5 separate regions of the Homo sapiens genome follow, and regions 2, 3, 4 and 5 are each linked to region 1. A link is a contact called in ENCODE Hi-C or POLR2A ChIA-PET data. All regions are on one chromosome and are shown on one strand. Each heading gives the region's core, a stretch centred on a gene start or an enhancer-like site at or near the end of the contact. The rest is flanking DNA. Distances are from core to core; before and after follow the strand shown.

The links. A loop is a pair of places that touch in the nucleus more often than their neighbours do. ChIA-PET counts read pairs that join two places held with the same protein, here RNA polymerase II (POLR2A). Pooled maps may share reads with other maps.
Region 2: a map with no recorded cell type shows a loop between it and region 1 (11-fold over the local background). The contact joins the enhancer-like site here to the promoter of LINC02413 in region 1. A Hi-C loop is called at or near these places in 7 of 37 single-sample maps with no recorded cell type and 5 of 50 pooled maps.
Region 3: a loop to region 1 is called in a pooled map, with 3 times the contacts of the local background. The contact joins the promoter of LINC02391 here to the promoter of LINC02413 in region 1. A Hi-C loop is called at or near these places in 3 of 37 single-sample maps with no recorded cell type and 3 of 50 pooled maps. POLR2A ChIA-PET finds 5 or more read pairs at or near these places in 1 of 52 experiments (OCI-LY7).
Region 4: a map of MCF 10A shows a loop between it and region 1 (10-fold over the local background). The contact joins the enhancer-like site here to the promoter of LINC02413 in region 1. A Hi-C loop is called at or near these places in 1 of 168 maps with a recorded cell type or tissue (MCF 10A), 8 of 37 single-sample maps with no recorded cell type and 9 of 50 pooled maps. POLR2A ChIA-PET finds 5 or more read pairs at or near these places in 1 of 52 experiments (A673).
Region 5: a map with no recorded cell type shows a loop between it and region 1 (2.1-fold over the local background). The contact joins the promoter of BTG1 here to the promoter of LINC02413 in region 1. A Hi-C loop is called at or near these places in 3 of 37 single-sample maps with no recorded cell type and 2 of 50 pooled maps. POLR2A ChIA-PET finds 5 or more read pairs at or near these places in 2 of 52 experiments (B cell and activated CD4-positive, alpha-beta T cell).

The regions. Positions count from the first base shown.
Region 1 is chr12:92,989,409-92,992,108 of GRCh38, reverse strand. LINC02413 (long intergenic non-protein coding RNA 2413) reads right to left here and starts at 1,364. Exons shown (of 4, transcript XR_945212.3): 1 at 1,299-1,364.
Region 2 is chr12:93,847,467-93,850,166 of GRCh38, reverse strand. It overlaps CRADD (CARD and death domain containing adaptor protein), which reads right to left. Exons shown (of 3, transcript NM_003805.5): 3 at 1-197. Among named protein-coding and RNA genes, the nearest start is that of CRADD-AS1, 110 kb to the right of the region's middle. RefSeq lists an enhancer at 1,108-1,207 and a silencer at 2,124-2,173. Within about 2 kb of position 1,311, at least 11 of the 41 ENCODE cell types and tissues checked have a DNase peak (open chromatin) inside an H3K27ac peak, as active enhancers do.
Region 3 is chr12:92,362,539-92,365,238 of GRCh38, reverse strand. It overlaps LINC02391 (long intergenic non-protein coding RNA 2391), which reads left to right and starts at 1,407. Exons shown (of 5, transcript XR_007063404.1): 1 at 1,407-1,648. The region is part of intron 1 of LOC105369902 (a long non-coding RNA gene); the gene reads right to left. RefSeq lists enhancers at 1,805-1,854, 2,335-2,424.
Region 4 is chr12:93,741,034-93,743,733 of GRCh38, reverse strand. The region is part of intron 2 of CRADD (CARD and death domain containing adaptor protein); the gene reads right to left. Among named protein-coding and RNA genes, the nearest start is that of CRADD-AS1, 4.6 kb to the right of the region's middle. RefSeq lists silencers at 1,127-1,216, 1,247-1,416 and enhancers at 503-1,459, 1,460-2,416. Within about 2 kb of position 1,378, at least 32 of the 41 ENCODE cell types and tissues checked have a DNase peak (open chromatin) inside an H3K27ac peak, as active enhancers do.
Region 5 is chr12:92,144,402-92,147,101 of GRCh38, reverse strand. It overlaps BTG1 (BTG anti-proliferation factor 1), which reads left to right and starts at 1,256. Exons shown (of 2, transcript NM_001731.3): 1 at 1,256-1,714; 2 at 2,655-2,700. The coding sequence starts at 1,567. BTG1-DT (BTG1 divergent transcript) reads right to left here and starts at 1,017. Exons shown (of 3, transcript NR_135036.1): 1 at 859-1,017; 2 at 340-440. RefSeq lists enhancers at 605-904, 1,739-2,275, 2,235-2,284, 2,545-2,594, 2,615-2,700 and a silencer at 1,495-1,814.

The sequences.
Region 1 (2,700 bases), core at 115-2,614:
GCTTGGACAAGTGGAGAGTATTTTTGTTCTTGTATTTGTTATTTTAAACTTTCAATGATATATTGGTAGACTGAGGTGAAACTTTTCATATCCACTTCAAAGACAGCCCTCAGTTCTTTAGAATGTAAGATAAGAACAATAAATCTTGAGGTGAAATGATAGAAATAAGATCAATTTAAATAGTAGGGGGATCTGATGAAATGCAGTTAACTTAAGAGCATTCCCTGGTGTCCAACATCCATATAAAAAAGGTCACCATTTATGGAAATGCAAGGTAGTAAATATTACCTCCCAGGCATCAACCTAAGAATTGAGTGAGGGATTGAGATTACTAATAATTAAGACAAAAAGTATTATTTTGCACTAGCCCCCATCTGCTGATTCTCGGAGCTTTTCCGAATCTTTCTTGATGACTTAAGATGGCTGTGGGGATGACTGTGAATGAAACCTGAGGAATTTTTTTGCCCCACATTTTCTCTTGGTTTCTCAATCCTGTAAGGGCTCCCGGTCTTTTCCAGGGTATTTTAGGACCACAGATTGCCACCTATGACCTGCCTGTTCTACACCTGCTTCCTTGACTTTGGTGGAGTTGTCACTCCTCACAGCTGCTGCCTTCAGCAAAACACTCTCACCTTTGGGTGCCAAAAGCAGAGCAGTCCTGAGCTTCTACAGCAGCCTGTCCCCCTCTACTGAAAACTAGCAACTTTCTAGCTTCTTGTTTTATTGGGTTTTTTTTTTTTTATATTTATATTAACTTTATTCCTAACAGCCAGAAACAGGAAACAATACAAATGTCCATCTACTGGCGATAAACTAATAAACACACTGTGGTATATCCAAACAATAAAATACTCTCCACAAAAAGGAACAAACCACTGATAATATAACAGCAAAGGATGAATCTCAAAAGCACATGCCAAGGAAAAGAAGTCGGATGCAAAATACTGTGGTGGAATACTGTGCGGTTCCACTCAGGTGATGCTCTGGAAAAGGGAGAAGTACATGGATAGAAATCAGATCACTGGTCACCAGGAGCTCAGGCTGAGGGGAGGGGACTGACTCCAAAGGGTCACTAGGAGGCTTTCTGGGGTGATGGAAATGTTCTGAATCTTCACTGTAGTGGCTGGTGATTGCATTTCTCAAAATTCATAAACTGAATACCTAAAGAGGTGAATTTTACCATATATAAATTATACCTCCATAGAACTGGGTTAGAAATCTTATTTGCACAAACATTCTGAATTATCAGAATGTTTTTTATCCAAGGTGAATATCACCTGTGGTCAAGATCTTCTCACCAGGATGGTCTTCTTGCAGTCCAAGACCCAGCTACAGTCACTATGTCCGGAGTGGGTTTTTTTTTTTCTTTTTAGATGAAGTCTCACTCTCCACCATATGAGGACACAGCGAGAAGGTAGCCACCTGCAAAACAGGAAGATAGCCTTCACCAGGAACAGAATCTGCTGGCACCTTGATCTTGGACTTCGCAGCTTCGATAAGTCTTCTCCGCCTAATGGTCCATTCCCATTTCCACTGATGGACCTGCAGCACTCGCCCTCCTCCACTCCCAGGAGGAACCTCCCCCACGGCTGCTGCTACAGGACTGCTTGACTTCTTTAGGCTGCTCCATCAGGATTCACATTCCCCAACCCACACAGAACCTAGCCAGGGCCTTCCTAGCTTCTTTCCTTCCCTTCTTTCCTGAGGGGAAAGTCCACCTTGGGTTTAAATGGCTTAAGACTGGGCAATAAGCCTGATCTCACTCTCAACCTTTGTCTACATCATGCTTATGTTTTGACAAAGTGGAATTTTACCTGAAGGTTAAGAAAGCCCATTGCCCTTTTACGTTCTGGAAAATGACTTACTGCAAGGGGCCACCCTTCCCCGTATGACTTAGACAAGTTTCATGAGTGCCCCTTTGTCTACTGATGACAAAACTAGATAGGGATCTTCCAGTCTTCTGTTTTTGACCTCCTAAATGACTAGCTGAACTGCTTGTCACCACTGATCAATCAGAACAAAATGCCTGTTAGCCAAACTTTGGTTAAGCTTCTCTCCTTCCCCCAGGCCCCTGAGCTTTGGCCCTCCATAACCCAAGCCAGCATACAGCCTCTTCTTAGGGACCCCTCCCCACAAATAGGCTGGCCACCAGGTAGAACATTCTCTGATCTACTGTCCCATGAGGTCACTCTTTCATTCCTCCTTGAATTAGCATAGTGATGTCACCTTCCTGAGCCTTTTCTTTTTGAGACAGAGTCTTGCTCTGTTGCCCAGGCAGAAGTGTAGTAGTGTAATCTCAGCTCACTGCAACCTCGGCCTCCTGGACTCAAGCAATCCTCCCACCTCAGCCTCCCAAGTAGCTGAGACTACAGGTGCCTGCCACCATGCTTGGCTGATTTTTTTTGGTACTTTTTGTAGAGACAGGATTTCATCATGTTGCCCAGGCTAGTCTGGAACTCCTGGGTTCAAGCAATCTGCCCACCATGGCCTCCTAAAGTGCTAGGATTACAGGCATGAGCCACCGTGCCCAGCCCTGAGCCTTATTTTCACTTCAATACCAGACATTGCTAAGTGGCAGTTGCTGGGCCAGGGTCAGCCCCAAATTTTCTTTATTCAGTACATACAGTATTGGAAATATTTATTTTAATCAATTACCACCATTGAAAAAAAATCAGGAGACTTTACGTAAATCTTTTGGCT
Region 2 (2,700 bases), core at 62-2,561, 860 kb before region 1:
GATGAAGGCCTCCACCACCTGCGACTGCACGTTGTGGGGGTGGTTGGCCTTACAGCGGTAGATATCCGTCTGGGACAGTCCCAGAGACAGCACCATGGGCTCCCACTCAGGGCCCAGCCTCTGGGCCAGCTGGTTAATCTGCCGGTCTGATGGGGAGCTGTTGAGGATGTGCGAGGGGATCCCAGTCAATCTGTCACCTGAGGAGGAAAAAGACACCCCGGTGAAATGAGCAAGGCAACAAACACATCATTTGGGGGCAGAAATGAGAATCGTGGGGAGAAGAAGGCAATGCTTCCAAATGGCAGAGCCAATTGGCTCTTGTCTTCTTCCTGGGGGCTGCTCTGTACAACGCCATGATTCAGGGCTTCAATGCTGTTAAGTATCTGTGAAAATGTTTTTACAGAAACTTTTTTTTTTTTTTTTTTTGAGACGGTGTTTCACTCTGTCACCCAGGCTGGAGAGCAATGGCATGATGTTGGCTCACTACAAACTCCACCTCCTGGGTTGAAGTGATTCTCCTGTTTCAGCCTCCCAAGTAGCTGGGATTACAGGCAACTGCCACCATGCCCAGCTAATTTTTGTATTTTTAGCAGAGACAGGGTTTCACCATGTTGGCCAGGCTGGTCTTGAACTCCTGACCTCAGGTGATCCACCTGCCTTGGCCTCCCAAAGTGCTAGGATTACAGGCGTGAGCCACAGCACCCTGCCTGTTACAGAAACTTTGAAAGCAACAAAATAAAAATAACTAGAAATCCCACCAGAAAAACTCATTGATAATAACTAGTCTATTTTCTTTGATATATAAAACACACATGAAGGGTTACCTCGTACATGCTGCTTTGTAACAGGCTTTTTTCACTTCTATCCCTTTTACTCAAGGCCAGGCAAGGCATTCTGGGGGAATTCAAGAATGGCTGCACAGACCCCAGCTCCCTCTGGCACTGTCTGTGGCCTTAGTGATGGGGCCTGTTCCAAGGCTGGGAATGCCCCTCCCTGCAGGAAAGGCACGTGCTAGAGGACAAAGGCTAAACCAAACAGCTACCCTCGCCGATGAGGTTGAACTTGAAATATTACCGAGAAAACGTGTAGCTGCTAACAGAAGCCAGAGCCAAGAGGGCTGCTGAGAACAAAATAAACCTAAGAGGCCATAGGGTAGCAGGAAGGGAAGAGAGCGGGGTTTGTTCATAGCAGAGGCCACAAGAGTGGAGTTACCGTTCTGGCAGAGCCCAGAAGAGGAACAGGAAGTATGAGACGGGGCAACGAGGAAATCTGACCTTACACTTCCTGAACTAGATTCTTATTTGCCTGAGGCCAGTCTGCTAAGAAGCATGACATTGAGTGAATGGTTATAAATGTGCCCAGCAAAACCAGTGAGCAGTGCCTTTGGTTATACAGAGGAGCTCCTAACTTCATTAGGGAAGGCCTTCCAGGGGAAGGAGGCTAAAGCTAAGCCCTGAACACTAGGAGGAGGAGCTGGGTGATGAAGGAGGAACAGGGCGTGGCGCATCTCGAGAAGAGAGAATTGCATGTGCAAAGGCCCAGAGGCAGGAGAATCGCAATGGAGGAAGTGAAAGGCACTCACAGCAGCCAAGTGCAGAGATTGAGACGGACTCCAAACATCCAAAGTCATTTGCTAGGTTCAGACATTTGTTTGACAGCACAGTACACTATACTCCCATCCATCAGCATCACAGGGATTCAGGTCAGTCTACTTCATGCTCATCAGTCCACTATTGTGTTTTGATTTATGATTCAATAAGAAGGCAAAGGCACCTTATTACAAGAGCTGATGTTTTCCACAGCCCATGTCTTTGGCCTCTGGGCAGCGGCCAGCACCTTAGAGATGAGTTGCAAAAATATTGTCAAGGGCTCTTTCTGGTGTTTGTCAACACTACAATTTAAAAAACAATGACTATGACGCAATTAGAATACTGATGACACTACTGATCAATAGTTGAGATTAACAGCAATGATTTTACGGCTTGTATAAAAACATAGGCTCATTAAAAAAAAAATAAAGCAACAGAAAACAGCGCAAAGAAGAAAAGAAATCATCCAATATCCCGCTATTGTGTTTACAGTTGGTGACCATCATTCTGGATATCTCTGTATGCACATACACTGGTAGAAGGCTAGATAGAGGGTAATGGGTTCATTTAAAATGATAACATATGACCTTTTCTTTCCAGTAAGAGCTATGTAATTTTGTTTGGATGTAACAGAAGAAAAAGCAGAAGTGAAACAAAATGACATTCTGACCAGCGGTTACAAGTTAACATACTTGAAAACATACACACACACAATTTAATGCACAGAAAAAAGTTACGAAAACTCAAGGGTTAACTGCATGTTTTTATAGAAATACTCTATAATTACTTTACATTTCCTCTCCACTTCCTCACACTTGATTTTTTTTCACTTACATAATTTTTATTTTGCCAGATGCCTAATAGTTATACATTTCTTTAACAATCATCCATGCCCCCTTGCCCCATTGTTTAGTCCTAAGGTGGCATTGTAATGGTTGAATGCTCACCAGTGTTTTGTTGTTGTTGCTGTTGTTACTGTTCTTCATCTGTGGCTTTTCTACTCCTGGGTCTGTTCTTCTGATTTGAGTCATTTGGGTCAATTTCATCACAGGGAGGTTTTTTTTTTTTTTTTTTTTTTTCAAGCAATGCTCATGACTGCCATAGTCTCTTG
Region 3 (2,700 bases), core at 158-2,657, 630 kb after region 1:
CCATAAATAGATAAAATTTTTGTCTGTTTTAAATAAATTTTTTTAAAAAAGGAAATAATGTGAATACTAATAGTAAAAACATCAGCAAATCCCTTAAAAAACAAAAAACAACAACAAAAAAAACTTGGTATGCAACAAGATCCAAAAACATAAAAGTAAAACAAAACAAAACAAAACAAAACAAAAGAGAAAACAAAATAAGAAAGAAATACAAATTCTCCAGAGCTACTGAATTCTACACTCAGGGGGTGGACCCTGCAATCTGTGCCTTAACAAGCCCTCCAGCTGTTTCTGATGCCTGCTCAAGTCTGAAAACTGCTGGCCTTAAGCAGTGATTGGCAAACTCTGGTGCAGATTAGAATCACCTGGGGAGCACTTAAAACTCCCAGGGCTCAGGCCACATCCCAGACCAATTAAATGAAAAACACTGGAGGGAGATGAAGCGGTGATGTCTGCACCAGTTTTTAAAAGTCAAATAAGATATTTCCAGGAAGACACAGTAAGAAGGCATTTCTGGCAGAGGGAAGAGTCCACAAAGGCACAGAAGCATGAAACAGCTCTGTATTTTGGAGGTAAAATCAACACTATTACTGAAGCATAAAATTTAAAGGGGTGGCCAGGCATGGTGGCTCAAGCCTGTAATCCCAGCACTTTGGGGGGCCGAGGCAGGCGGATCACTTGAGGTCAGGAGTTCGAGACCAGCCTGGCTAACATGGCGAAACCCCGTCTCCACTAAAAATACAAAAAAAATTAGCCAGGCGTGGTGATGCGTGCTTGTAATCCCAGCTACTCGGGAGGCCGAGGCGGGAGAATTGCTTGACCCCAGGAAGTGGAGGTTGTAGGGAGGCGAGATTGTACCACTGCACTTCAGCCTGGGCGACAGAGTGAGACTCCGTATCAAAAAAAAAAAAGTTTAAAGGGGACAGTAGACAGAGGTCAGTTCACAAGGAGCCTCCAGGCTGCTACTGCGTGGAGGATGAATTGAATCTTACTTATAAATATATTTTGTCTGTTTTTTATTGGAAAACTGGCTTGGGTTCCATTTTGCTACCTACCCATCTTGCGTCCTGGTGTTGACTTTCCTATCAAAACCATTCCTCTGAGCTGAGGCTGTTTATAATTAAGATCAGTGATTATCTAGCACTCGACAAAACTCAGCCACTGCTGCTCTGAGCGGAAGGAGAGACAGACTTAGTAGCAGATAACTCAGAAAAGAGGATCTGAGACAAAGCAAAGGAGCTACAGAAAAGGAAATGGTTGCTTTAGCTTTTTATTCCACCCTCCCCCCGACAGCTGAATCAGGGAGCGACTCTGGAATAAGTGCATCTGCCCTTTAAGAAATCAAAGCCAGACTCAGGAAGTGGGTGGGAAGCCTTCTAAAGAGCCTCAGCTGCCGCGTGCCTTCTGTCTGCTGTGGGCCCAGCAGCTGCACAGACCCCTCTTGTTGGGAGACAAGACAGGGCTCTTTCTCTCCCGTGACCTCAGCCTCATCTCCAATCGTGGGGAAGAGAGAAACTGAAATTCTTCCTGTGACTGAACACATGAGAATGCAACAGTTACTTGGGGTAACAGGTTTCCTGTGGGTCCTGTGTGAAGAGTATGCATTCATTCCAGTGTCGGGGAGGGGAGAAGAATGAGGAGGAGGCAGGTGCGTTCCATTCTTTGATTTGTATAATACAAATATTTCCAGAGGACAAAGATGGGCAGAAGCTTTAAGCAACAGCCATCTTCCATCTCGACAGAGGGAACCATGGTGGTTGAACAAAGCACCTAGCACCCTCTGCCTGCCTCTCCTCCCTTCCACCTCCCCTTGAACATTTTTAGGTTTTCAAATGTAATAAAGAAGTCTACTGTTCCAATGGGATTCAAGGTCAGCTCTAACTAGGTGTTCACATTCATAGCCTGCTGACCAGATCAGAGGCAGTTTAATAAAGCAACTGTAAATCAGCTATGAAGATGGTGAACACCCCGGCCTGTACTAACTTTATGAGGTTCAAGTCTCTATTTTTGATACCCCATGAAATAGGGAGAAGTCGGGGATGCATGTGTTTTGGATAGATGAGTTAGCAAGTTGAGCCTGAGATTGTGGTGAGCAATTTAGGCACAACTTCAAGGTCAGCCTCGTTTGAAAGGGGAGGGGAGGCAGTTCTCTCCTGAGGGAATTTGTTAAGGAGCTCATCACTTGTTTCTGAATTGAGCTCTGTCGGCCATCTCAGCATCATCTGACACCTGCACACATCATATCATGTGATACACTTGGGAGAAAGGGCCAGGTCAATTTCCTCCTGGTGGGTGATTTGGTTTTCCTCTTCAGCTAATGTTTAATGTTTCTCTTTTGATTTGCATGTGGAAGCCTTACTCTATGCTAAGCTATGATAAGCACTTTACATGCCAATATGACAGCATAGTCCTTTAACCACGGGCTTTAGAATCACTCTGCCATGTTCAAACCTCAGCTTTAATCATGAAATATACCCAGGTAACAAACCTGCATGTATACCCACTGAATCTAAAAGTTGAAAAAAGTCTCTATGCTACATAAAACAAAAACAAAAACAAAAAAAATCTGAACTGTATCCCTTTGGACAAGTCACCTAATCCAGTCAAACCTGAGTTTTCTTAAATACTAAATAGGAATAGTGATAATAGTGCAGGTACTTGCCAGATTGGGTTAATATGAAGGTTCATAAATTTATTCAT
Region 4 (2,700 bases), core at 129-2,628, 750 kb before region 1:
GAGCCCAATATGTGATCATAGTTGCCCTGAATATAAGAAGAGAACACTCATCACGGTCTTCAAGCATGCACCACCCTCACTAAAATATATGAGTAAGAATAATTTTAGGCTTTTATTATTGAAGGGACAGTAAGAATAATTACACAGGGAATTCAGCTTACTATAAGGAATAATGTTCTATTCGAGACCAGCCTGGGCAACATGGCGAAACCAAATCTTTACTAAAAAATACAAAACTTAACCAGACGGTGACGAGGGCCTGTGGTCCCAGGTGCTGGGGAGGCTGAAGTGGGAGGATCGCTTAAGCCTAGGAGGTGGTGGTTGCAGTGAACTGAGTTGGACCCACTGCACTCCGGCCTGGATGACAGAGCAAGACCCTGTCTCAAACAAACAAACAAAAAGAAATAGCATCCTAGTAATTACGGCTCTCCAGCAATGGTATAGACTGCTTCGAAAAGCAGAAATGTTATAAAAAGATCCCTAGAATCCCATAGAAAAATTGGCCTAAAAAACCTCTATATTGTAACTCCAAAATTCTGATTCCATTAACTTAGTAACACAGGGAATACTGGCATTATCGGAGTACTAGTTAAGTTACTATTACTCTATACGCCACATTAATTCATTAAATTTAATATTAGGTATGCAGGACAATTGTCATAGCAACATAAATTATTAGCATTACAAGTTCCTAAACAGAAATATGCATAATACTAAAACGAAACTATTTTAAAGGGCAGACATTTATTTTTAATTCTGCAGGATTTCTTTTCAAAAGTGAACTTTGGTGTAGCCTCTGGTCTGGGGCGGAAGATGAGAATGGGAGGGCAGCCTGACCCCCCTCCTGATAAGGAAGGACCCAGCGCATAACCTGTTCAGGATCTGGAGCCGCACAAACACCTGACTCGCCCCTTCAAAACAAGATCCGCGGAATGGCTCGGGACACAACAAGAAATTGCCGGCAACCTGTGACGGCTCATTTTTACCGACAGTGGGAGGCGGGCAGTCGGAAGGAATGCCCATTTCTCCGGTGTTCCTTCCCAGAAGCAAAAGAACGTGTTTGTTTATGCAAGATTTACGTTTCACTCAGGTTTGGGTTGGGTTTGTTTCCTGGAGATGGAGCTGAGTTTCCCTGGTTTTGCTGGAGTGAGGACAAGCTGATCGCTCCGTATTTACCTTTCACTTGAGCCAAATTGGACAAATGCAAATAAACAGGTCTTGCAGGCGCCCCCCGGCAGTCGGCGCCGCCTCCCCGCGCTGGGCTGGGCAGCCGGGGCCCGCAGAGGCAGCCGGCGCCCTAGGGCGGCTGGGGCCGCGCGCCTCCCTGCCCCGCTGCGCGGCCCGCGGGTGCCCGGCCAAGCGCTGGCTTATCTGCAGCTCCCACAGCGCCCCCGCACTCACCAGTTCCTAGAGCAGGGATTCCGAGAAAAAAGAAAGAGCCGGGTTCCCTAGAAACATTAAATTAACACAAGGGATCTGGAAACAAAACAGCAGATGCCTCAAAGCCTTCTCCTTGACGGCTTCCTGCCTTCTTGGAAAATCTTTGCATTAAAATAGATTGAATTACCCTGCTCTGCCAGATGCTGCTCGGGAACTTCATTTTGGGCTAACATGAAAGGAGAGTTTGACATCTTTTAAAGGATTTTTCTTTTCGAGGTGGTTTGAGGGGCGCCTTTGGGTTGCTGACATTAGCAAGGACCCAAGGCTGAGCTTTTTGCATTACAGTCGAGAACTTTCCATAACAATGGCTAGCAAATCAGATAACAAAGATCATGGCGTGTAGAGGAGACGCGGTGGAGCATAGAATGAGCACTAAGGGTTCAGAAGCCGAGGTTGCTGTCTCTGGGAAGAGCCTAGAAAGAGCACAGGCCAGCCGCCTCCTTTTACAGGGGAGAAAATGTCTTTTATTTCTAAGCCTACTTATTTTGACCATAGCTATGAGAACTATCTAATGGCATTTCCAGAGAGTCACAAACAAGCAGAAAGGCTTGTGAGTAGTATTTTATCAGCCTCTTTGTTCTAAAGCCCATCGTCTAACCTCCACCGACCCCTATCTACAAATTAATCAGACCATATAATTTGTAAATTCAAACCCAGATTAATAACCACACACCTTGAACAGTGGGTCTTCAGCACAGAGTGTATTCCACTTTCCTGTCATGTTAACTTTCATATTTAAAGAATTTTGGTAGCTGAGAACAAGATCCAAAGCTTCCTATGAGGTATCAGGATTTTACAGAGTAAATTGTTTTTACTGGAGTAGGATCTTCTTTGACATTTTAACTTTTTTTCATGATAACCTTTAGGAAAGGACGCTATAATCCTTAGTCGCTAATTTATATGTGTCATGCTTTCTAGTAAACTGGAAAATAACCTACATTCTTAAAAGGATTCTATGCTTATCCCAAATTTAGGAGCACAAGATGGGGGAGAAGTATATTACAACAAGATACTCTAAACACAAATAAAATTAAATATCCTTGCCTAAGCATGAAAGCAATAAAACTCATCTTAAAGCAATGCAGTCAGACAAAATCATTGCATCTGTAATAAGGGTAAGTACACAACTCCGGGAGTTAGCAGCCCTAAATATTTCTGTTCTAATGACACACAAGAGATACACAAAATCTATCATTCCTCCCTGATGTACGAAAAAATAAAGGGCAATTTCATAACACCTTTGGTGCTTTCTAACTTAAT
Region 5 (2,700 bases), core at 7-2,506, 840 kb after region 1:
TCTGCCTGCCTCCCTTCATCTTTCTTTTTTTCTTTTCCCCCTTCTCCTTAATGGAGTTGGGGTTAACCCTGTCTTAGGCCTAATCGTTTTAGCAGGCTCCCGCCTTCCTGTTACACTGGTTTTTAAGGTTGTTTTTTTTTTTTTTTGGTAGGGTTTCAAATAAACTTGAATGTCTACACTTAATACTTTCACAAGCTTCAAATTCTTTTTATTTTATTTTTATAAAGAGCAGGACTCAGGCTAGGACGGCATTTGGACTAGGTAAAAAAGAAAATCTTCAGTTTTGTGCACACAAGTTTTAAAATACATTGTACAGATTTTTTTTTTTTGGATACACACCACTCTTTACAGGATCCGCGTTATATCTGCTTTCAGTAACTGGCTCTCCTGTCCGCATCCAGTAAGGTTTCCACTCTTCTCTCCGTTGACTGCTGAAGTTACTGAAACAGCAACCACAAATGGCCTTACTAACCTACTTATTTTGCAATTAAACTTTTAAAAGATATCCCCCTACTCCTCCCCTAGGGTGGAACAGAAATGGCTCCGCGGCGTTGGCAGCTCGTCTGCGAGGGGACCCTGGCTCCCCGAGGCTGCAGTCCTTTTTCTTGGACAGAACGCCCCGCAGGACCGTTCCCTCCACTTTCCCCCGCACTAAGGCAGCGCACCGCCAGCACACACAGCGCTGGCGCCCGCATCGCGCCGCACCACACGCGTCTCCGGCTTGAGGAGCCAGTCACCGAGACCCGGAGCGGGAACGAGATGTAAACACGGAGTGGGGACATGCAGCCCGATCTGAGAAGGCGGCGTGAAGAGTAGACACAGCCTGCGCCAGGCGGTTCTTATTTACCCAGCACTTACACTCCAGGGCAAGCGGGCCCAGGCAGCGCACTCTTGGAGAAGGATGCACTGGCGCAGAGCCTGGACCTGCTGAAGCGGGAAGGAGGAGCTAGGGCTGGGGGCGGAGCTTTCACACGCGCACCCTCTGTTCCCTCCCTCCCTCCCTCGACACAAGCAACTGGGTCTCCAGCCGCCACTCCGGGTTTATTTGTTTACAAGCGGATTACGTCAGCTCCTCCCTCTCTTCCCTATCTCTGGACCCGCCTCCTGAACTCTTTTCCCGCCCCTTTCGGCTCCGAACCGGCTTGCGTCACAATGGTGCGATATTCGGATTGGCTGGAGTCGGCCATCACGCTCCAGCTACGCCACTTCCTTTTCGTGGCACTATAAAGGGTGCTGCACGGCGCTTGCATCTCTTCGCCTCTCGGAGCTGGAAATGCAGCTATTGAGATCTTCGAATGCTGCGGAGCTGGAGGCGGAGGCAGCTGGGGAGGTCCGAGCGATGTGACCAGGCCGCCATCGCTCGTCTCTTCCTCTCTCCTGCCGCCTCCTGTCTCGAAAATAACTTTTTTAGTCTAAAGAAAGAAAGACAAAAGTAGTCGTCCGCCCCTCACGCCCTCTCTTCCTCTCAGCCTTCCGCCCGGTGAGGAAGCCCGGGGTGGCTGCTCCGCCGTCGGGGCCGCGCCGCCGAGCCCCAGCCGCCCCGGGCCGCCCCCGCACGCCGCCCCCATGCATCCCTTCTACACCCGGGCCGCCACCATGATAGGCGAGATCGCCGCCGCCGTGTCCTTCATCTCCAAGTTTCTCCGCACCAAGGGGCTCACGAGCGAGCGACAGCTGCAGACCTTCAGCCAGAGCCTGCAGGAGCTGCTGGCAGGTGAGCAGGGCGAGGGCGTCGGAGGGACGCGGGCCCCACATCCCTGGGTCAGAGTCCGGCCGTCGGGGCTGCGGGAACCTCGGCAGCGCCCCGGGGCCGGTCGCGCTTGGGCCCCGCCGCGGGACCGGTGTGGTTGCGCTGGGTGGCCGCTAACAGCGGTTCCCCGCGAGGCTTTAGGGGCTGGACGGAGGGCGCCCCCTTCCCCCCAGCTGGCAAAACGGAGAGGAGAAGACAACACGCACAACAAAGAAACTTAAGCCCACCGAGGCGGGAGCTGCGGTCCGAGGACCGTCGGCGGATTTGGGGACAAAGGAGCCGTGGGGCTGGGGTGGGTTCGACGTCCCCTTTCCTCAGCCCCCTCCAACCGTTGCGTGGTCGGCGGCCCAGCCCCGGGGTGGGAAGCTGCGCCGCTGCCCCGGAGCCAGCTCAGAACGGACGTGCCGTCTCCCCGCGCCTCCTGCCCCTGCCCATTAATCATCGGATTTGTCACCGGCACAATTAACAGCCCTGCCCAGAGCGTGGTTTAGGGTTGCTTGTTTTTCTTCCCTTCGGGGTTAACAGTCCGGTGGCGCTTCTCATCTCCAAAGCCATCAACTCCATTGTGTGCATCTGGGGTGGGGTGGAGAAAGTAAACAGTTTCTCGCCTGGCCATAGGTGCCAGTGGCTTCCCGACTGGCCGAGGCTGCGCGCCTGATTCCTGTTTTGGCGGCTCAACCGGTTGGTTCCTGGAGATTGTTTTGTCCGGTACTACTGTGTTATTTCTAAAACCCTGCCCGCTTTTTCCATCCCCGCACATGCACAACAACGGATGCAATCCTGGACATTTTAAAAAGTTGATAGTTTTCATTTTCGCTCCTCAAAGGAGCCTGGGGTAGGAGGAATCCGCAGTGGGAGCTAACGATCCTAAGCGTTGTTTCTCTGTTCTTCTTTTCTTCTATAGAACATTATAAACATCACTGGTTCCCAGAAAAGCCATGCAAGGGATC